Regions from separate parts of the Homo sapiens genome. Here all the other regions are linked to region 4. The links are chromatin loops, found by intact Hi-C in ENCODE. Cell type or tissue: endothelial cell of umbilical vein. All regions are shown on one strand. Each heading gives the region's core, and the rest is flanking DNA. Links, peaks and the distances in the headings are about the cores only.

What was found. A loop is a pair of places that touch in the nucleus more often than their neighbours do. Peaks named below come from ENCODE experiments on the same cell type or tissue, not always from the same donor. Only the 100,000 strongest peaks of a DNase experiment are listed, where the experiment ranks them.
Region 1: it touches region 4 in a loop (15-fold over the local background); 30 of 110 quality-filtered maps call a loop at or near these places.
Region 2: a loop joins it to region 4, with 6 times the contacts of the local background. A loop is called at or near these places in 7 of 110 quality-filtered maps.
Region 3: a loop joins it to region 4, with 6 times the contacts of the local background. A loop is called at or near these places in 5 of 110 quality-filtered maps.

What each region holds. Positions count from the first base shown.
Region 1 is chr1:204,160,621-204,165,944 of GRCh38, forward strand. REN (renin) reads right to left here. Exons shown (of 10, transcript NM_000537.4): 2 at 1,393-1,543; 3 at 672-795; 4 at 1-58. Among named protein-coding and RNA genes, the nearest start is that of REN, 3.1 kb to the right of the region's middle. RefSeq lists a silencer at 1,546-5,324. In endothelial cell of umbilical vein, for the core only: a CTCF peak has its summit at 2,053 (motif pointing right); a DNase peak (open chromatin) is centred at 2,051; H3K27me3 peaks cover 167 bases.
Region 2 is chr1:204,211,194-204,216,606 of GRCh38, forward strand. GOLT1A (golgi transport 1A) reads right to left here and starts at 2,795. Exons shown (of 5, transcript NM_198447.2): 1 at 2,689-2,795. The coding sequence starts at 2,713. RefSeq lists an enhancer at 2,666-3,322. In endothelial cell of umbilical vein, for the core only: a CTCF peak has its summit at 3,205; a DNase peak (open chromatin) is centred at 3,188.
Region 3 is chr1:204,255,454-204,260,866 of GRCh38, forward strand. It overlaps PLEKHA6 (pleckstrin homology domain containing A6), which reads right to left. Exons shown (of 23, transcript NM_014935.5): 8 at 3,805-4,287; 9 at 1,900-2,416. Among named protein-coding and RNA genes, the nearest start is that of GOLT1A, 44 kb to the left of the region's middle. In endothelial cell of umbilical vein, for the core only: a CTCF peak has its summit at 3,110 (motif pointing right); a DNase peak (open chromatin) is centred at 3,148.
Region 4 is chr1:204,500,175-204,505,587 of GRCh38, forward strand. No RefSeq gene overlaps it. Among named protein-coding and RNA genes, the nearest start is that of TRK-TTT3-1, 3.6 kb to the right of the region's middle. In endothelial cell of umbilical vein, for the core only: a CTCF peak has its summit at 3,177 (motif pointing left); DNase peaks (open chromatin) are centred at 3,167 and 4,227; H3K27ac peaks cover 819 bases.

The DNA.
Region 1 (5,324 bases), core at 1-5,000, 340 kb before region 4:
TCTGTTCCATTGTGCTTGTAGCTGGAGGAATCCGAAGCATCGAAGAGCTTGTGATACACTGGCAGGGGGACAGAGGCTCAGGTTTGTCCAAGAGTGGCCCAGACAGGGGGACTCAGAGGCAGGGTGCATTGTGGGTATGGCTGGTTAGCTTAGGTGCAGGGATGAGTGGCCCTAGGGTCAGGGGGCTTGGAATATGTGCTTCATCAATCAAGGACTGGGTTTCTTGGGCTCTCCTAATGTGCCCATACATCGAGAATTTTGTCCTAAATGAAGGAATTTAAAGTAATCACTAACACTGATAACACCAGAGAAGATGCCAGGCACAGAGTAAGTGCCTAGTAAGAGGTTGTTGATTAAGACTAGGGATGGAAGAGTTCCGAGTGCCTGGGATGGGTTTGAGAATTCAGTCCTGTCTCAATCTCAGGAAGACTGGGAAGTGGCCTTCTGGGTGCTCAGGGGTTCTTGGACCTTTTTTTGTTTTTAACCTTGGTGGCTGTATCAGAAAAACGGGAGACATCTTCCCCTCTCCCCTACATGTCAGTGGGCACAGAGGCAGAGAGGAAGCCACTCCCTTGGTGGCAAGAGGGATGGGAGCTGGGTGTTGGGCAGGATTGCTCATGCACAGTAGGGCAGGGGGATGGAGGAGAGGCACTGTGGGTCTTAGGTCTCACCACAGGCAGTGTAGAGACGGCTGCACTTGGAGGAGGGCACCCAAACATTGGACGAACCAGTGTCAAAGACGACTTTGAAGGTCTGGGGTGGGGTGCCGATGCCAATCTCGCCATAGTACTGGGTCTGTGGGGGTAAAAAGAGAGGGCTGGAGGGGCTCAGGGGACCTTGGGTCTTGGGGTCTTGCCTGGCTTCACTCTTGGCTCTCGGTGTGAGACTTGGCCCAGGCGAGGTCCTATAGCCTCTCGGGGTTTCCATTTTCCTGCAGGAACTGGTAGGAGGCTTAGCATCTCCCCATGGCATCCCAGAAAGTGGGAGTCTCAGTAAGACAAGAGGGCAAAATCAAAACATTGAGAATGAAGCAGGAAGCAAACTTGACTCTTGAGGATCCTCTGGGGCAGGAAGCCATCAGGTTGTGCTGGGCCAGGTCACAGAAACCCCCACCTGAGTCACACACCCCTTCCCACCCACCTGTGACACCTGGCTTGAGGCCTGGGCTGAGTTCCAAACCTAACCCTGCCCCTGAATGGCCCCTGGATGCCTTCCTGTCTTCTGTGCTCAGGCTTTCCAGCTGGAAAATGGGAATTTTCTAGGGTGCTCACGTGCTACTCAGCGCCTTCGTCAAACACAGCTTGGAAAGGGTGAGTCTTGCAGCAAAGAAAGCCCTAGGTCCATGAGGGAAAGGAGACAGGGAGGGAGCGAGGGGCTGAGCCAAGCACTCACGTCCATGTAGTTGGTGAGGATCACGGAGGAGGTGGTGTTGCCAAGTGTCAGCCTCTTCATGGGTTGGCTCCACTCGGGACCAAGCCTGGCCATGTCCACACCTCGTTCCTTCAGGCTTTCTCGGATTGAGGGCATTCTCTTGAGGAAGATCCTGGCCCAGGGTGGAGGAAGCAAAAATAGAAAAGTGCTGTACCTCCACCACAGTGGTGGAGTCCCTGAGGCCAAACCCCTGCTTTTAGTACAACCACCTTTAACGTTAGCCCAGCCACCTGGAAATCACCTCTGTCGCTGAGGGCCTCTGGAGCATTTATAAGAGTTACTTCTTGTCAAGAGTCAATTTAGAGGAGTCAGCTGCCCGGGGATTAAATAACCCTGAAGTGACTTCCTTCTGTTGCCTAATTTTGATTAGACAAGGCTATTTGTTTATTGGTCCGTTCATTCATTTATTCCGTAATCACCTGCTGAACAACTACTTTGTGCCTCACTGTGCTGGACACTGGAGCTAGAAAGATAATGATCATGACTGCCTTTAAGGAACTCCACCTGGCGGGAGGACAGACAGGAAACAGGCACAGACATTCCCTCTGAAGAGATTAATGCCAGGGAGTGCCCCTGTCAAAACTAGGGGCTGGCGGGGAGACAGTGCCATGGGAGGCCGCTAGGTGGCAGCAGATGCCCACAGCAGCTGCAAGGTCTCCAGGATACCAGGGGACAGGCACCCAGCCAGGGCTGTGGTGGAGTGGACCCCCTGAGCTGGGTTGGGCCTAGAGAGATGCCAGCATCTTCAGAGCGCCATGCACCTCGTCCTTGGAGAGATGTGTCCCGGTCCCTTGGCTTCTTGTCTAGATGTTTTCCCATCACCTTTGAGAGGCAGAATTAAAGAGACCTAGGAAACTGACTCTACTGAGCCGCTACTGAAATCACACCAACAAGCTAGCTGTCATCCATTTTATAGATGAGAAAAATGAAGGCTCACAGGGACAAAGGTGACTCAGAAATGTTGAAGCAGGGATTCAGAGCATGTGTCTGGCCCTATTTCCCATATAGGGTCCCCTGGGTCCCGACATAAAGGCTGCCAAAGCCCAGAGGAAGATGTCTCTAGCTGTTCACGGGAAGGTCCCAGGATGGAAGCCCAAGTTGACTCTGCAATAGACTTTCCCATACACACAAAGATTCCCTCTTTCTTCTACTTTCTTCTCAGTGGCTAGTCCTCCTATACTCACACTACCCTTTCCTTCCTACATCCTTCTTGCGTCCCATGCATTCTACTTACCCCCATTTTGCCCATGAACATGAATGCAACTTTTATGCCTATCAGCATGGTATTGTAACAGAAATGATTTGTTATCTTCCTATCACAGGTTACTGTTACCAAAATATTTTCACAATCATTATTTTATTTGCTCTCATAAGGTGGATGATTTTATTACTCCCACTTCACAGCTGGGAACGTGGAGGGTCAGAGGTTTGGCCCCAAAGAGGTTGCATTTCCCACTGTTTACTCACAACAGCCTATGCTTTGGACCTTTACTTCTTGCCATTTCCTTTTCAGAAAATCCTTTCCTTCTTCCCTTCCTTTTCCCCCCAGTTCTTTAGTCCTCCAAGGCCCAACATGTACCCCCACCTCCAGGAAGCTTACCCCAAGGCCTCCAGCCCACACCGGCCTCACCTTCCCGTGGGCCTCAGCTCTGTTTTTCCTTGGGTCTCACAGCCCACACTGTACAGCTTGTGGAACTGGTGCCGTACGGTGGTGAAGACAGTGGTTGCAGGGGGCATGCCTGAATCCCCTTACCACTTATGTGATTCTGAGAAAGCTACCTAACCTCTCTGGGCCTCTTCTAAGTCTCCATTAACCCCTCTCTAACAATGGGCCTAATGGTAGTACCTACCTCAGAGTCACTGTGCAGATGAAACCATGCGACCACTGCTCAATAAATGTAAATTGTAGGTGTGTATATGTACATGTTCACCTTGAGAATGGAGCTCATTCATTCAGCTGTCCCAAGTGCCTCGCATGATGCTCTGCACATAGCGGGTAGCAAAATTCCTATAATACTGTTTCAAAAGCTGGATTCCCCCTCCACCCCTTGCCCAATTCCATTCTTTTTCTCTTTTGGATAACAGCAGGGGAAGATGTTTTTACTTTCCTCTACCTTTATCCTGGAGTGCAGCTGCTTTGAAGCACCCATCCTCTTACCCAGTGCTCACAACCCAGCAATTACTCTCCGAGAGCCTCAGAGCAAGGGAAAGCAGTTTCGGAAGCAAAAGGCCCAGTGTGTGTTGAGGCTTAGCCTCTTACATATCACCTCCCTGAGCCTCAGTGTCCTCATCTGCAAAGTGGGAATGCTGAGTTGTTGGGGGCATGACTTGAGATGAGACATGTGAAAAGATCCTGTGACACCCTAAGCATTTTATAGGCTTAGCAACTATTACCATTATTAAAGTGTGCCTCCCTACCTTCAGGACTGCTGGTCATATCTGCTGTCCCCAGATTGAAAACCCCTTTCTCTGTGAGGCCTTTTCTCAAATGCTGTCTCTTCCCCTTCTTCAGTCTTTTTTTTTTTTTTTTTTTTTTTTACATAAGGTCTGGCTCTATCACCCAGGCTAGAGCACAGTGGGTCAGTCTCTGCTCACTGCAGCCTCCACCTCCCAGGCTGAAGTGATGCTCCCACCTCAGCCTCCCGAGTAGCTGGGACTACAGATTTGCACCACCACACCTAGCTAATTTTTGTATTTGTACAGACAAGGTTTCACCATGTTGCCTAGGCTGGTCTTGAACTCGTGAGCTCAAGCGATCTGCCCACCTCAGCCTCTCAAAGTGCTGGAATTACAAGCATGAGCCGCGTGCCCAGCTTCCTTCTACAGTCTTAATGAATCACTTGTTCCCACAAGGCCTGGCACCTAGGGGATGCTAAGGTTTTCTCCTTCTAATTGTGGGCTACCTAAAGCCTTGTTTTTTTCTTTCTTTTTTTTTTTTAGACTGAGTTTTGCTCTTGTTGACCAGGCTGGAGTGCAATGGCGCTATGTCGGCTCACTGCAACCTCAGCCTCCCAGGTTCAAGCGATTCTCCTGCCTCAGCCTCCCAAGTAGCTGGAATTACAGGCATGTGCCACCACGCCCGGCTAATTTTGTATTTTTAGTAGAGACAGGGTTTCTCCATGTTGGTCAGGCTGGTCTTGAACTCCTGACCTCGGGTGATCTGCCCCCCTCGGCCTCCCAAAGTGTTGGGATTATAGGCGTGAGCCACTGCTCCCGGCCAAACCTTGCTTTTGATATTTGTAAGAATCTATCCTGTAGTACTAACAGTAGCTGGGCTCTTACAACGTGCCCAGCTTTCTATGCCTTATCTCCTAAAATCCCCAAAGCAGCCCCATCAAGTAGGTACTGTTATTATCATACCTGTTTAAAATGATAAACTGAGACTTGGAGAGGTTAAATAACTTGCCCATGATTCCAGACCTAGTTTGTTCTGCTAGTGAAGCAAAATTTAAATGAAGGCAATCTAACTCTATAAGCCTTGCATTTAACCACGATATCAAGCTGCTTCCCTGGTACAGTTAACTGTACCCATGCCCCGACCCCCGTCTTTTTTTTTTTTGAGATGGAGTCTTGTTCTGTCACTCAGGCTGGAGTGCAGTGGCACGATCTTGGCTCAGCAATCTCCACCTTCCGGGCTCAAACGATTCTCCTGCCTCAGCTTCCCGAGTAGCTGGGGATTACAAGTGCCTGCCACCATGCCCGGCTAATTTTTGTATTTTTAGTAGAGATGGGGTTTCCCCATGTTGGCCAGGCTGGTCTCAAACTCCTGACCTCAAGTGATCCGTCTCAGCCTCCCAAAGTGCTGGGATTACAGGCAGGAGCCACCGCGCCCAACCACCCATGCCCTTCTTAATATTCAGGCTGTGAGCTCCTCAAGTGCAAGGGGCATGTCC
Region 2 (5,413 bases), core at 300-5,299, 290 kb before region 4:
TTGCAAAACATACAACCTGATCATGTTAGCATACTGCCTAGACTCCTTCACGGCTGCCCACTGAGATTAGACTGCAGCAGAGCCTTCTCATCCACACCACAGCTCACAGGCCCTGCCTGGTGGGGCCCAGGCCTGCCTGCCCACCTCATCTCCTGCCACTGTCCCTATTGCCTGCCATGCTCCAACCACACTGTTCTCCATGGCTTCCATGTGAGCCCTCTTGACTCAGGGCCTTCGTACATGCAGTTTCCTGGTCTGCAACACCCTGCCTCTCACTTGTTACTTGACAATGCATCCTCATCATTCAGGTCTCAGCTGAAATGTCAGTTGCTCAGGGAAAGCTGGTCCACTCTCTTCCCTGACCTAAATCCCTCATTTCTCTCTCTCACAGGACTTGCTTATCATATTTGGTAAGAGTATATTACTTGCAGGCTAATTGGTTTAACAAAGTGTCAGCGTGCCACTGGGTTGAGGACCCAACCCACCTCTCTCTATATTTTTATTCGCCAGGTCCATGATTCTCAACTGGGCTGAGGGGATTGTGGGTGGGGAAGCGGGGTGCGGGATGGAAATTTGTTTCCCAGGGGACATCTGGCAATGTTTGAAGACATTTTTTATTGTCACAACTTGGAGTGGGGGTGCTACTGGCATGTAGTGGATAGAGGCCAGGGATGCTGCTGATATCCTATAATGTACAGGACAGGCCCCCACAACAAAGAATTATCCTGCCCCAAAATGTCAATAGTGGGGAGGTGAGAAACTGTGCCTGCCCTCGGTGATCTCATGGATGCTCATAGTCCTAAAAACCATGTATATGCAGATTATTCCCACATTTCTGTCTCCAGCCCAGGCCTCTACCTGGAACTCCAGACTCACATACCCAACCACCTACCTGACATCTCACCCGGATGTCTAACAGCACAAACAGACTCAACACATCTAAAGCCCAATTCCTGCTTCCCCCCACTCAACCCTTCCCATTGCACAGGCTAAAAAATATACAAGGCATTCTTGACTCCTCTTTCTCTCACACCCTATGTCCAAACCGTCAGCAAATCCTCAACGCTTTCCTCAAGGCAGATCCAGCATGGACCACGCCCCGCTAATCTCCTGCTAACACCTTGGTCTCCACCTTCACACACTCAGGACTGGCTTCCCTGGCTGGGCGCGGTGGCTCACGCCTGTAATCCCAGCACTTTGGGAGGCTCAGGCAGGTGGATCACTTGAGAAGTCAGGAGTTCGAGACCAACCTGGTAAACGTGGAGAAACCCCATCTCTACTAAAAATACAAAAATTAGCCAGGTGTGGTGGTGGGTGCCCGTAACCCCAGCTACTTAGGAGGCTGAGGCAGGAGAATCGCTTGAACCCAGGAGGTGGAGGTTGCAGTGAGCAGAGATCATGCCACTGTACTCCAACCTGAGCGACAGAGTGAGACTCTGTCTCAAAAAAAAAAAAAAAAAAAAAGAACTGGCTTCCCTGCTGCTGCCTTCATACCTCCACAGTCTATTCTCAACCCAGCACCCAGAATGATCTTTTAAACATAGAAATAGAACATATCACACCATAGCACAAAACCAAGGTCATTACCATGGTCTATAAGTCTCCAGTGTCCTGACCCCTCAGTGACATCCCTGACCTAAACTCCTATGATTCTCCCCTCACCTCACTTTGCTCCAGGTATACCCACCTCCTTGTTGTTCTTCAAACACACCAAGTATGCTAATGCCTCAGGGCCTTTGCACTGCCTGTCCCTGCTTCCTGAACATTTCCCCTCCAGAGAGCTGCGTGGCTTTGCTTCCTCACTTCCTATAGATCTCTGAAAAAAGATCTGAATAAAGGCTCACCTTCTCAGTGAGGCTTCCCTGACCACTCTATATAAAATAGCGACCCCTCCTACCTCGAACTCCATAGCCTCCTCTTGTTTTATTTTCATCTGGAGGACTTATCATCTTCTGATATACTATATACTTCTTTCTGTTAATTACCTGTCTCCCCTCTCTAGAATGTAAGCAGGGAGTCAGTTTCATTTAATGTTGGACACTCTATATCCAACACAGTGCTTGGCACACAGCAGAGACAAATCTGTTGAGTGAACAAAAGAATGTTGTCACCAATTCTCAGATGAAAAACCAAGGCTCAGAGGCTTTAAGTAACTCACCCAAATGAAGCCCACAGAGCCACGGTTCTTCCCATGGCCCCAGACTTGTTCCAAGACCTCCTCCCTACCTCTTCCCCCAAAAGAAGGGGAAGGATGTTTAGGAGTGAGGGTATGGTGGTTTGGTCAGGGGAGTGGAGTTTAGTTTTTTATAAGAAGCCCCCAGGGCCACAGGAGACCTTGATGGTGTGGGGAAAGATGTCTGAATGGGCAGAGGCCTCCTGAGTCCACCTTTGTGGCAACCCAGTTCTAAGAACCCGGGATGGGAAAGGGGTCAGTGTGAATGGGGAACCTGCCAGGCCCCCTGGGCACCAGCCTCTAGCTACCTGTGGGCCCTGAGCAACTCCCACCCGCTGGAGGGTAGGGAGCCACACCCCACCCTGCCTGCTGCCCCAGGGTGCCAGCACAGCATCTCCCAGCCCCTGGCTCCAGAGGTCACGCTTGTAGTGACAGAGAGCCCAGCTGGGAGAGAGAGCCAGCCGGCAGGGAGCCTGGCCTGGATAGCCCATTGCAGCCCCGCTCATCCCACTTACTCTGCCATTCGGTGATGGAGATCATGCCGCACTCAGCCTGGGGGGCTTTCCGGGTGGAAGCGGGCAAGTGGAGCGTGGCCCAGAGGACGCAGCTGGTACATGGTCACGGGAAGCTGACCCTTGGTTAAGTTGCGAAATGAGCCTGTGGCAAATCATTAACTCTCCCTCCAGCCCCCGCTCCACCCCCGCACACCACGCAGGTGCTTCTACTCGCCAGCTCCCTCCTCCCGTTTTCCGGTAGGGCAATGCCCCGCCCCTCCACCTGCCGCGCCTGCCCGGGGAAGGCACCGCCCACCTGACCCTTTCCTCGCACCTCGCGGTGTTCTGCGGCTCTCGTCTGCTCCGCGAAACTTAGATTGTATGTGGAAGCATTGGAATCTAGGGGGTGCTCAAGTTTCTTGCTTGGTTTGATAGTGTGGGAAGAGTTGGCATCTGCGCATCCCTTTGGGAATGTACTAAATTCATCTTGAAAGTCAAGCTTTTTGCTCTCTGCTATTGCACATGCTAGGCGCTGGGAGGCGATGAGCGACTGAGCACAAAGCCTGTTGTTGACCTAATGGCAGAGCCAGATCGGGTTAAATCAATGGCAAAAGCGCCATGGGGGAAGTTAGACGTGAAGGTCTTCGACCTCCTTTCCCCAAGCGGCGTCCAAGCTTTGGACTGACTGTGATGTTGAGCTATGGAAGACAAAGCCCTGAATTTGGGGTTGGGGCAGGACTGCACAATTTAGGAGGCCTGGTTCTAGTCTACCCACCAGCTGTGTAGACATGGATTCGTCCTTTGGGCCTGCAAAAAGAGAGGCAGTTAGTTCCTAACATCCTTTTTTCCCATCGCAGAGCAGTGGTTCTGACGTGGCATTGATGCCAGGAGAGCCAACATCCACTTTGCAATGTCTTCTGTGTCCAGAAATGAAGAAATGAATTTCAAAGACTACCTATATACATCATTTAAAAATGCAAATAGGCCTGGCATACAAAATGCATTATGTCTGTAATCCCAGCATTTTGGGAGGCCAAGGCAGGAGGATTGCTTGAGCCCAGGAGTTTGAGACCAGCCTGAGCAACATAGTGAGACCTTGTCTCTACAATAATAAAAATAAAAAATTAGCCGGATGTGGTGGTACCTGCCTGTAGTCCCAGCTACTGGGGAGGCTAAGGTAGGAGGATTGCTTGAGCCCAGAAGGTCGAGGCTGCGATGAGCTGTGATCAAGCCATGCACTCCAGCCTGGGTAGCAGAGCGAGATCCTGTCTCAAAAAAAAACAAACCAAACAACAACAACAAAACCAAGGAAAGCTAACATAATTTTTTAAAAAGAAACAAAAAGATAAATTATAATAAAACATGATGTCTTTCAATATATAAATGTTCAGGCAAGACTTACCAGAAGACATAAATGAAATAGGCAGATTGCTTGCACCCACACATAATATATGTTTGAATTTAAGAGAAATAGAAGATGAGCCATTCTATGCAAAAACAAAAATCACACACATGCAAGAAAATGAAAGAGTAGCAGGAAGTGAACATAGAATAAAAACTGTTAGATAAGGAATAACAGACCAGACGTACTTGCATATGATGAGAGGGAAAGCATCTTAATTGAAATAGGGATAACATAGCAAGGCAAATTAGAGAGCACAAGGTGGAGATAATATAGAAGTATGATGTGCATGCAAAGGAACTCAGTCTTAGGTATGTGTGTATTGTCAAAATAGCTCCCATGGAATGGGGTCGCCATAGAGTACCACAGACACATCAACCTCTGTCTTGAAACATATCAGCGTTGAGGTAAAATTCAGTCTCTGGGATCTTAAAAGGCCTTAGAGATCACATATTTCCAATGGGCAATGGGGGATAGAGGATGGATTGGGAAAAGAAAAGAAGATAAAAGTGGTTTAGAGCAATTGCATGTGGACACCCGGGACAGTGTTGTAAAGACAGGACACAACATTTCCACACATAATTATGACAACATAGCATCCTTGGGCTCCAAAAAAACTAAACATATAAAGGATGGCAATAATATGAAATAAACCCTAAAAACTTTTATTAAGGAAACTCAGTGAGATCTTCTGCATCTCAAGTGTCTCTGATTCCATGTTTGCTTCTCTCACATATCCTCTGTTAAATATTTTCAGTCAATTTCTTCGTTTATTCAGTATCACCTACTGATCAGAACTGTTTTCAATCAAATACATAGTAGCTGAAATCTTATAATCCTTTGTGTAGACAATGCATGGAGTAGATTATTCAATAATTTTAAGACAATGTCTTTATTCCTTTTAAGCTTCTGCTCCATAATAACCATCTCCTAACTTTCTGAGTGTTCATGAAATTTATTTTTAAAAGCTTACAAAACCTTTTGGTATTACTGTCAATTGAAGTATGACCAACTTTTACTGGTAGTGGGTTTAGTTCAGTTGTACATTCGAAAGTAGTACAGGATATGGGACAATTCTTTGTTTTGGAAATCTGTCCTGTGCATTGCAGTCTCGAAATGCCAGCAAGAGTTTTGCACCCTTATGATTGAGACAACCAAATGCCCCTAGGGGCCAGAATCATCCCTGTTGAAATCACTCGTAGGTTAAGAGCTTCATCCTGGCTTCGTGAAGCCTTGGGCATTTTATTTATCCTTTCTGTGCCTCAGCTTCTTGGATAATTATAGTACCTATGACTGACATAGAGGATGAGGATTCATGAGTAAATGCATGTGAAGTGCATAGAA
Region 3 (5,413 bases), core at 98-5,097, 240 kb before region 4:
GGCTTTGAAGAGAAGGGGTGTGTAGGCGCAAACCAAAACATAAGCCACTTTGTTGTGTCCTGCTTGCACCAACAAAGGTTGTCAAATGGCTGGAAGATGAGGAGGTGGGGAGGAGTGGAGAGATGCGACAGGAAGGCAGTGGGATGATAAGGGGGGCACCAGCTCTGCCTACCTGCTGATCCAAATACTCTAGGTTTCTTTGCAACTGAAGATCTAAAAGTTCATCCTACCCGGAGCCCGAGGCCCAGAGGCCAAACAGCAACACAAACAAACAGGAACACACAAAAGAAAACAATAAAAAAAGAAGCAAAGCAGTTAAGAGTTAGCGACAAGGACAAGGAGAGGCTTCTCCCTCTGCCCTTGAGGAGTTCTCAGGAAGGGAGGGGTTGAGGATGTGGGCAGGCAAAGTAGTTCTCTACTGGACACTCCAGGAGAGGAGGGGCACACGCAGACCCCAGTGCCATCTCTCCTAGGTCTGCCTAGGCCTCCCTGGGAGAGGTGAGTGTCATCAGAGCAATTTAGGCAGCACTTGTTAGCAGCTGTTTCTGAGTTTTCTGGAAAAATCGGTTGTTTCTGGGTGCGTGTGTTTGCTGTGGGCAAAGCTTATATGCTGTGGACACTGGCAGAGTGAGAATCAGACAGAGAGGGGAAGGAGCAGCCGCCTAGCCTCCAGCCTGCCCAGCCCTCCTCCACTCTGGCCTCCTGGTACTGTTATGGAAATGAGTCAGCAACAGGCTTTCTGGAAAAGGATTCTGCCTGTTGGTCCCAGTGGTCCTCCCCAACCCTCCCAAGTGGAGCATCTTATCTAGGTCTCTAGGTGGTGGCAAAAGTTCTCAGGAGAACAAATTCCAGGGAGAGACACGAGTAGAAAGAGGCAGAGAAAAAGGAGGAGATGCAATTCGGAAAATTTTTTCTTCCTCAATCATATCGCTTGTATCTCTCCCCAAAAGTGGCATTCCAGGCAAAGGACAAACATGAAATAACTATGCTTCAGGGGAAAAAAGTTTAGAAGATCTTGCTTCTTGTTAGGAGCTCTGGCCTGATTTTTCCTGCCTAGGCCCCTTCTCCTGCATGCTGGAGAGGAGAGGGACCAGGATATTACATGCTCCCAGATCTCATCCCTCCTCCACGGGCTGTGTCACAGAGGAGAAGGGGTTATTGGCACCAAACTTGATACTGGGGCTAGAGTCCTGGCTGGGAGGGAGGAGGTATCCAGAGGCTGCTAAAAACCAGCCAGGCCAGGCACTAGGCACAGAGCGTCCCTGGAGTCCGCCCCAGTTTAGCTCCACCCTGAGTGGAGCACGGTGCGGGGAGGCCCTGAGACAGGTGGAGGGGAGAAAGGACGTACCATCTTATCGTGGACCGTGGGGGATGGTGGGTAGTTGTAGGGGAACAGTCCTGCAGGGACTGGCCGCCTGTCTCCCAGGTAATCATACTGGAAGAGAAAGGGATCGCAGAGGTGAGGGGTCTGGCTGGGACACGGAGTTCCCCAACAGCTGAAGCTCAAGGTTAGAGGTATTTGTGTTCAGTTCCCAGAGCAGATCCCAAACTGAAATGGACAGCAGCCCCCCTTGCAATGATCTGTCCAGGTCCTCAAGATTTGAAAAGACAGAACCCTCTCTGCCCTCTTATATGACGGCATGGTATCTGGCACAACTTGGGGGCATGTACAGAAAGCAATGTCCCCACTCAAGAGGCAAAGCCATCCCCAAGACAGCTCTCCTACAGACAGAACCACAGGCCAGGGGCTCCGCTGGGCAGCACTGCTGGTCCTGCAGACAAACGGCCCAGTGGCCCCGTGGCACAGATGCTCCCACATCTCTGCCTTTTCTCAGTAGATGGTCTTAGGCTTCTGGGGACCTCAGGGGATGAGGAAGGAAGGGCAGGCTGGTGGCTCACCTTGGGGGAGCTGATGGATCGCCTCATCACATAGGCAGCAGGGTCAGCATAGATGTCCTCACTGCGAGGTGGCAGCCGCTCAAAACGGGCACTGGGTGAGCGGACAGGGGAGTAAATGCGGGCACGGCTGTAGGAGCCCTGGCTGGGTGAGCGGGGCACAGAGTGGGAGCGGGGCTGCAGGGACAGGCGGCGCAGGGAGCTAGAGGCGGCATCCAGCTCATCATAATAGACTGGCTGCCGGGAGGGGCTTGGGATCCAGACGGTGGCATCCTGCCGCCCGTAGCTGGCGGGCTCCTTCCACTCTCGCAGCTGGTAGGCAGGGCCACCCCCATTGCGGAAGGCATGGCGCTTGTCCTCCAGGGCCCAGGGCGGGCTGATCCGATCATAGGCCGGCATGGAACAGATGCTCTCCGGCCGCACTCCTGGCGGGTAGTACTGATAATCATCGGGGTACTGGGAGGAGTAGGGGCCATAGTACTCAGGGACCCTGCGAGACACAGGATAGAACCTAGAGGGACTGAGAGAGAGGGGACATTGTAATGAAGGCAGACAACACGGGCACCCCTCCACCCACCCCAGCCCCACCTCCAGGTCCCCCAGCCTAGAGCAGGGTGCTTGAATAGGTACACAGGGGCTGAGGTTTATTCCAGAGATGAGGGAAAGACTCCTGTCCTCACAGCCCCCCTCCTCAAACAACTCCCCAAGGCTGGACACTGCACCATTCAGAGCTTCAATCTTTGCCTCTTTAAAATGACATATCCCTAGGAAGAAACGTGAAGCCTTATCAGCCATCTCCATCTCAGCATGAACCAGTTTATCAGATCTTTTCTGAGAGAGGCAAATAGAAGAAAGTCTACCAGGCACCTGAAGGAGGGCAATGTAGGAGGGATGAAAGAAAGGGCGGCTTCCTGATCTATTTTATATTATTTTAGAGATGAGGTCCATTCTGTCACCAGCCTGGAATACAGTGGGGCCATCAAGGCTCACTGCAGCCTTGAACTCCTGGGCTCAAGCAATCCTCCCACATCCACCTGTAGAGTAGTAGCTGGGACCACAGGTGTGAGCCACCATGCCCAGCTTCCTGACTGTATGATCTTGTCAGGGACAGAACCAGTAGATTCTTGGGACTCATCCCAAGTGGTTCTCCCCAGAGCAGGCCTGATGCTCCCAGGCACCAGACCACCAGCAATGCGCAGCCGCTCAGGCCACTAGAGGGCAGGTTCCTCCCGGGCCCCATGGCCTTCCTGAAGCTGTGGCCTGCAGTCCCTGGAGCTGCCCAAATCCCCAGGGAAGGAGCCTGCAGCCCATTTGCCCTGAGGGACACCATTGGGCCCAATAAATGTCCCCAGATATTTCAAAGTCAGTCATTGGATAAAGGCGTAAATGGTCATAGATGGCCATGTTGGGACCAATGAGCTACTTTGTTTTGTTTTTTAACTTCATATAAATCATGGCTTTAAAACAATTAGAGTTGTTCAAAAATGGAATGAGTTGGTCTGGCAGTTAGTGAGTCTCAAGTGGGTGGAGCACTGGGGAGAGGATGTTGTAGGAGGGCCCATAGCTTGGATGGATGTATGACTATAACAACTTCAGGCCCCCTCCCAAAGCCTGCTGTGTTCTGGGCTCCCCAGCACGCCGTGGAGAGGCACTGGGGCACTCTGTCCCTTCTTCTGAAGGAAGCAGACAAAGAAACCAAGAATCAGGGACAGCAGCCAGACTCTAATGGTGGAGCCATGGGGCAGGCAGGATTTGGGCAAGCCAGGAAGCATGGGATTTGCTTGGTTTCCCAACTCAGCCTGCTTCCAGAAGGTTTCCAACAGGGGATGCCTCGTGGGCTATGACCCCACTCGCACGCTCTAGCCATAATACCATATCAGCCCCACCCCAGCCGCCGGCATGCCTCACCTCCGAAGGTCTTCAGGCGGGGGTACCCCCCGGCGCAGATTCACCCACTGCTGAAGCTGGTTCATGGAGCTCTTGCGCTGGGCAATTTTGTCAGGGTTGGTGCGTGGTGGGAAACTCCGCCGGTGTCCCCCAGTCTCTCCATCCTGAGACGGGAAAGCTGTGCTCCCTGGCCGGCTTGGGGAGTGGTACTGCCAGCCATTGGGCTGGGCAGGCTGTTCCCCACCCCCTGGCACTCTTGGGCCCTCGGGGTAAGGGCTGCCCGGCTCTGAGGCTGGCTCCGGTCCAGCTGGGAGGCCATTGGCTTTCACCGGAGGCTCTTTCTTGACTTCTGGCCTCTCAGGCCTTCTCTCTGCCTTCTCACAGCCTCGGCCATCACCCTCCCCTCGAGTCTTGGCCTCTGGCTCAGGCTTAGGGAGGCTGTTGTGGGGTGGCTGCTGGTGGTGCTTGCTGGGTGGGACGTTCTCCGAGTCTGGCTTCTCATGGCTGCAGGATGCCAAGGGAGATGCTGTCAGTGACTCTAGCCCAGCATGGAGTGGGGCAGGGGGTGCCAGACTGGGAAGAAGAGGAGTGGGGAAGGATGGGCAGGGAGGTGGCTGGAACCAGGATTCTATGAACTCCAGTTCTGCTTCCTAAGTCCCACCCCTTCACCTTCTCGCTCCAGCCTGGGAAATTATTATACAACCTAATCCGCCCCTGCCCACACCTGCTGTGTTAACTCTGCCCCCCACGTCTTCTCTGCAGGTCATTCTCCACCCCACTCCCCTCTGTCAGTCTGCTTTGAGCCCAGCCTTCAAGCTATGGCATGACTAACCTCACCTAGTCTTGGTCCTCTCTGCGATCTATCCCTGACCCAGCTCCCCAAACTGGGTTTGCACTCACATCAGTAACTGTCCTTGATACTCCAGTGACAAAGGCTTGTCACGGGGCAGCTGTCTTTCTTATAGAAAGTTATTTAACTGCCAAGAGTCTTGGGCTCCTCATCAGCAGAATGGGCATAATAATAGCTCCCCTCCTAGGACTGCTGTGAGATAAAACATGGCGGGCACCAGGAGCAGAAGTTTCTGCTTTCAAACTCACAAGCACATAAACACGCTAGTTCCCTTCTCCAAAACACATTTCTTCCAGGACTGACTTTCCATGAGAATACAGGCCCCACAAGGGTAGGAACATGGCAGACTTTCTTCCCCTGTGTTCCTAGCACCCACTACAGTGCCTTGCACATTTATATTTACAGTAAGTATTTGTGAAATGAATGAATGAACTCTTGGAATTATGCCCCTTGGTTGAAGCGAAGATGGAAATTTGTGACAATTTTCCCCCTACAGCTTCCCAAACTCCACATATTCAAGTGGGATTGTTGAAACATTGCTTGGTAAACATTTCTAAGATATGTGGACTTGGAGCCTACACTGTGAAACCCCCTTTTCCTGGATCCCCCTTAGCACCTAACTCAAGACTCCACATCCAGTTAAGGGAGAGACAGACGCTGAGACCGTGGGTGACGGCGGGCGATGGGAGCGGCCATATGTTAAGAGTTTACTGCATGTTGAGTGTTTTACACGCACTCTGTGTAGGCCTCACAACAACCCTATGAGGTAGAGTTGTATTT
Region 4 (5,413 bases), core at 239-5,238:
CAGATACTTGATTTTAGCCCAGTGAACCCCATGTTGGGCTTTTGATCTGCAGAACTGTAGGATAATAAATTTGTGTTCCTTTAATCCACTAAATTTGTGGTCATTTGTTATAGCAGCAATAACAAACTAATACATCCTACAACAAATTCTCTGCAAAGTTTCCCTAGAGTGCCTCCTAAGAGTGTCTAGACACACCCAATAGCTACTTGGATTATAACACTGATCATGGGTGTTATATATAATTGCTTGTCCACTTTTTTCTGAATTGGGGAGGGGACAGAAGAGGAGGGCAACGGACTGTAAGCGCCTTAAAGACAAGGAATCTCCATTATTTTTACCTTTGAATTTCTAGGCCTAATTCATTGCCTCATTCAAAGCTGGTGCTCAATAAATTCTTGGTCAATAAGTGAATGGATGAAAACCTGGATCTAGTTTACAGGAAGACAGAGTGACTGAGCCAGAAAATGAAAAGCTTGAGAGTCTAAGATTTCAGTGGTGACCGGGTGTGATGGCTCATGCCTGTAACCCTGGCACTATGGGAGGCCTAGGCTGGTGGATTGCTTGAGCCCAGGGGTTCAAGACCAGCCTGGGCAATATGGCAAAACCTCATCTCTACAAAAAACACAAAAAATTAGCTGGGCATGGTGGTGTGTACCTGTACTACCAGCTACCCAGGAGGCTGAGGTGGGAGGATCACCTGAGTCCAGGAGGTCGAGGCTGCAGTGAGCCATGATGGTACAACTGCATGCCAACCTGGGCAACAGAGTTGAGGTCCTATCTTAAAAAAAAAAAAGATTTCAGTGGTAATAATAAGTAGATTACTGGTGAGGGAGCAAATGGCTGAAATCAATGGAAGGAGATGATGGTAGAATCTGTTTATCTGTGCTATATTCTCTCATAGGTCTGCTCTAGGCTAGGACTAATCTGTAATACAACTCAAAACTAATATTTTGAAAGACAGTATTTATAACAATTTTATTTTAAAATCCTTCAGTAGGCTTTCTTCAAAAATATTCAAATATCTTTGAAAGATGATTGGATGTTAGAGATGGGGTGGGGTGCTCTGTAAATATTTTATGTATAGATTGACTTCTTCAATCCTTTGACTCTTACTGGCTTTGAAATCAGTCCTACTTCTTCCCTACACCTTTTCAATGATCCATGACATTTGAGGGCTGCATTGTTTAGGGAGTATTTATTCCAGTATCTGAGCTCTTGATGCTATGTAAGATTCTTGGGCTCAGCCAGGCATGGTGGTTCATGCCTATAATTCCAACAGTTTGTGAGGCTGAAGCAGGAGGATCCCTTGAGCTAAGGGAGTATAAAAGTAGCCTGGGCAACATACCAAGACCCCATCTCTACGAAAACATTTTTAAAAAAAATTCACCAGGCATGGTGGTGCATGCCTGTAGTCCCAGCTACTCTGGAGGCAGAAGTGAGAGAATCACTTGAGCCAGGAGATTGAGGTCACAGTAAGCTATGATTGCAACACTGTCTCAAAACAAACAAACAAACAAAAACAACCTGTACTATACATCTTCTTAGTACCTTGTGATGGTGTCAGCTCCAAAGACTCTATGCACTATACTGTGGCGATAGAAGACTGGGCCCCAGAGTAGGTAGCTACGACTTGGTGTTGGTTTGGGGAACTCTGGGAAGGAAGGGTCCACAACTTTCCCCCTCTGTGCCTAGCTCACTGCTGTGGAAACAGTGGGTAATCAGATTGATGGTGATTTTTTTCCAAAGGCAGTAATTCTGATGAGAAGGAGGGTAAAAAACATCCCTTTAAAGATTATTATAGTAGGGATCAACAAAATGAAAAGGCAACATACAGAACGGGAGAAAATATTTGCAAACCATATATCTGATCAGGGATTAACATACAAAATATATAAGGAACTCATAAAACTCAATAGCAAAACAAAACAAAAACAAATAACCAGAATTTTGTTTGAATGTGCAAAGGACTTCAATCAACATTTTCCCAGAGAAGACATACAAATGACCCACAGGTATATGAAAAGGTGCTCGACATCATTAATCATCAGAGAAGTGTAAGGCAAAACCATAACGAGATATCACCTCACACCTGGTAGTGTGGCTACTCTCAAAAAGTCAAAAGATTACAAGTGATGTCGAGGGTGTGGAGAAAAGGGATCTTTGTACACTGTTGGTGGGAATGTAAACTGGTACAGCCATATGGAAAACAGTATGGAGTTTCCTTTAAAATATTAAAAATAGAACTACTGTAAGAACCAGCAATCCCACTTCTGGGAATATATCCAAAGGAAATGAAATCAGTATGTTAAAGAGAGATCTGTGCTTCCATGTTCATCGCAGCATTATTCACAATTGACAAGATGTGGAATCAGCAGAAGTATCTGTCTACAGGTGACTGGATAAAAAATATGGGGTCCGGGTGCGGTGGCTCATGCCTGTTATCCCAGCACTTTGGGAGGCCGAGGTGGGCAGATCACCTGAGGTCAGGAGTTCAAGACCAGTCTGGCCAAAATGATGATGAAACCCTGTCTCATTAAAAATACAAAAATTAGCTGGGCGTGGTGGCAGGCGCCTGTAGTCCCAGTTGCTTGGGAAGCTGAGGCAGGAAAATCACTTGAAACCAGGAGGCAGAGGATGAGGTTGCAGTGAGCTGAGACCATGCCACTGCACTCCAGCCTGGACAACAAGGGTGAAACTCCATCTAAAGAAAAAAAAAAAAGAAACAAAGAAAGAAAATGTGATACATAAGGAAATCCTGCCATTTGCGACAACATGGACAAATCTGGAGGACTTTATGCTAAGTGAAATAAGCTAGAAACAGAAAGACAAATACTATATTATTTCACTTATATGTGGAATCCAAAAAAGTTAAACTCATAGAAACAGCAGAATGATTACCATGGGGCTGGCAGGTGAGGGAAACAAATAGATCTTGATCAAACAGTACAAATTTTCAGTCGTAAGATGAATAAATTTCGGGGATCTAACATACAGTACAGTGACTATAGTTATTAATAATGTATGGTGTACTTGAAATTTGCTAAGAGTGTAATCTCAAGTGTTCTCACCACACCACACGCACACAGTTTAAAAATAGTGGGAGAAATTAAATTTAAGAACTAGGAGAATCACCAAATATATAGAATCTGTGAGTTTAGCCTGCCCTCTAGTGGGAAAATTAAGTTCAACAGTCTGCATAAAGAAGCTTCAAGAAGCACTCCAGGAAGATTTTATGCTAAAGTACAAGATGGCACTTGTGGTGTTTTTGATGCAACATAAATGAAGCAAACAGATTCATTTCATGCTATTTCGGGTGGACTTTGCAATGTTAACAAGCCGATCTTTCAATAGCTCACCATTGCCTGTAGGATAAAATCGTTTGCCTTAGCCTGATGGAAGTGTAGTCTCCAATGTGACCTTACTCCTCTGTATCTCCTTCTGCTCCAACAAGATTAAGTTATTCCCCATTCTCTAAATACACCTTGCAGTCCCCACATTCCTTCCAGATTTCCTGTTTTCCTCCCTACTGTGCCTAGCTCACTGCTGTGGAAGCAGTGGGTAATGAGTAAGCAAATTTTAGATTGATTAATCCCATTCAGTTTAATTTTAAACAGCAGGTTTTGTTATCCCGGAAGAAAGGGAGTGTGATGTAACAAAGCCTTGGGGAGGAAAAAACTTGAAGACCCCTTTATCTATTCTTGCCCTTTTAAGGAGGCCTGGATAGACACCATTTCCCTTCCCTAAAATTTAAGTGTTATAATTTATTTCCACATCTCATTCATAGAAACAGTTCTAGCAGTTTTTCCTTATCTAACACAGTGGGTGCTGAAAAAAATATGTCTAAATAAATAAATGTCTGTGTTTTGCTCATTACAATTTCTTCAGTACACCTCTAACATTGTTTAAACTGTTTTACTGTTTAACTTGTTTAAACTGTTTAAACTGAAATATGATCATGCAGTTTCCCTGCTGAAAACTCAAGGGCCCAGCCACCCTTATTTTATAAACCCTGCTTTCCTGTCCATCTTCATCTGCCGCCACTCCACTTTATGTTGAAATTGTTTGTTTCTGTGTGTGTCTTCTTTCCTAGACTGTTAGCAGGACCCATGTCCTACTCATCTCAGACTCTAGGGCTAGCGCATAGCCTAACCTGTAATAGACGATCAGTAAATGTTTGTTGAATTAAATCACTCCATTCTGGCAAATTTTGAGTCTGTTCCTTCTAATCTTATTCACAATGGAAAAAAGTAACAGAATGGTAAAACTTTAGAATTACAAGTTATCTCGAGGCCATCTAATCAATTTCCCTTGTTTTATAAATGTGGAAACCCAGGCCTGCTCAGGATCACACAGTTTGTTGGTCTTTGTTCTGTAAGAATCAGACAATTGTAGGAAAGAAAAATTCCTCCAACTGAGGCTGAGCTATTTTGTTGTTCATTGTGTTCAGAAGCCACTAGTTCCCAGAAACTAAAATAAATTCCCTTATCAGTATTTGAAATTTCATAATCTTGTGTTCCACACCCCATGTGTCAGGGTTGATGAAATTTGATTTTAGGTGGCTGGGCGCAGTGGCTCATGCCTGTAATCTCAGCACTTTTGGAGGCCGAGGCGGGTGGATCACCTGAGGTACGGAGTTCGAAACCAGCCTGGCCAACATGGTGAAACCCCATTTCTACTAAAAATACAAAAATTTAGCCAGGCGTGGTGGCTTGTGCCTATAATCCCAGCTACTCGGGAGGCTGAGGCAGGAGAAACGCTTGAACCGAAGAAGTGGAGATTGCAGTGAGCCGAGGTCACTCCATTGTACTCCAGCTTGGACAACAAGAGCGAGACTCCGTCTCAAAGAAAAAAAAAAGAAAAGAAAAGAAACTGATTTTAGGAAAAACTAGGCTGATCTGGAGATTTGTATTCTTAATACCCTATGTTGCTCCCACTGGTGCACACTGCTTTGGGAGGATTCATCTTATGAGATTGTCTTGAAAACTGCAACTTGAGGCCGGTGCGGTGGTTCACACCTGTAATCCCAGCACTTTGGGAGGCAGAGGCAGGCGGATCACCTGAGGTCAGGAGTTCAAGACCAGCCTGGCCAACATGGTGAAACCCCATCTCTACTAAAAAAATTCAAAAATATTAGCCGGGTGTGGTGGCAGGCGCCTGTAATCCCAGCTACTCGGGAGACTGAGGCAGGAGAATTGCTTGAACTTGGGAGGCAAAGGTTGCAGTGAGCCGAGATCCTGCCACTCCATTCCAGCCTGGGCGACTGAGTAAGACTCCGACTCAAAAAAAAAAAAAAAAAAAAAGAAAAGAAAAGAAAACGGCAACTTGCCTGAAAGGGGAGGAAAGGCAAAATTCAATCTAAATTAAAGGTCTAAACTCCTTTTCCCGCAATCTTAATTCAGACCTTTCCACAATC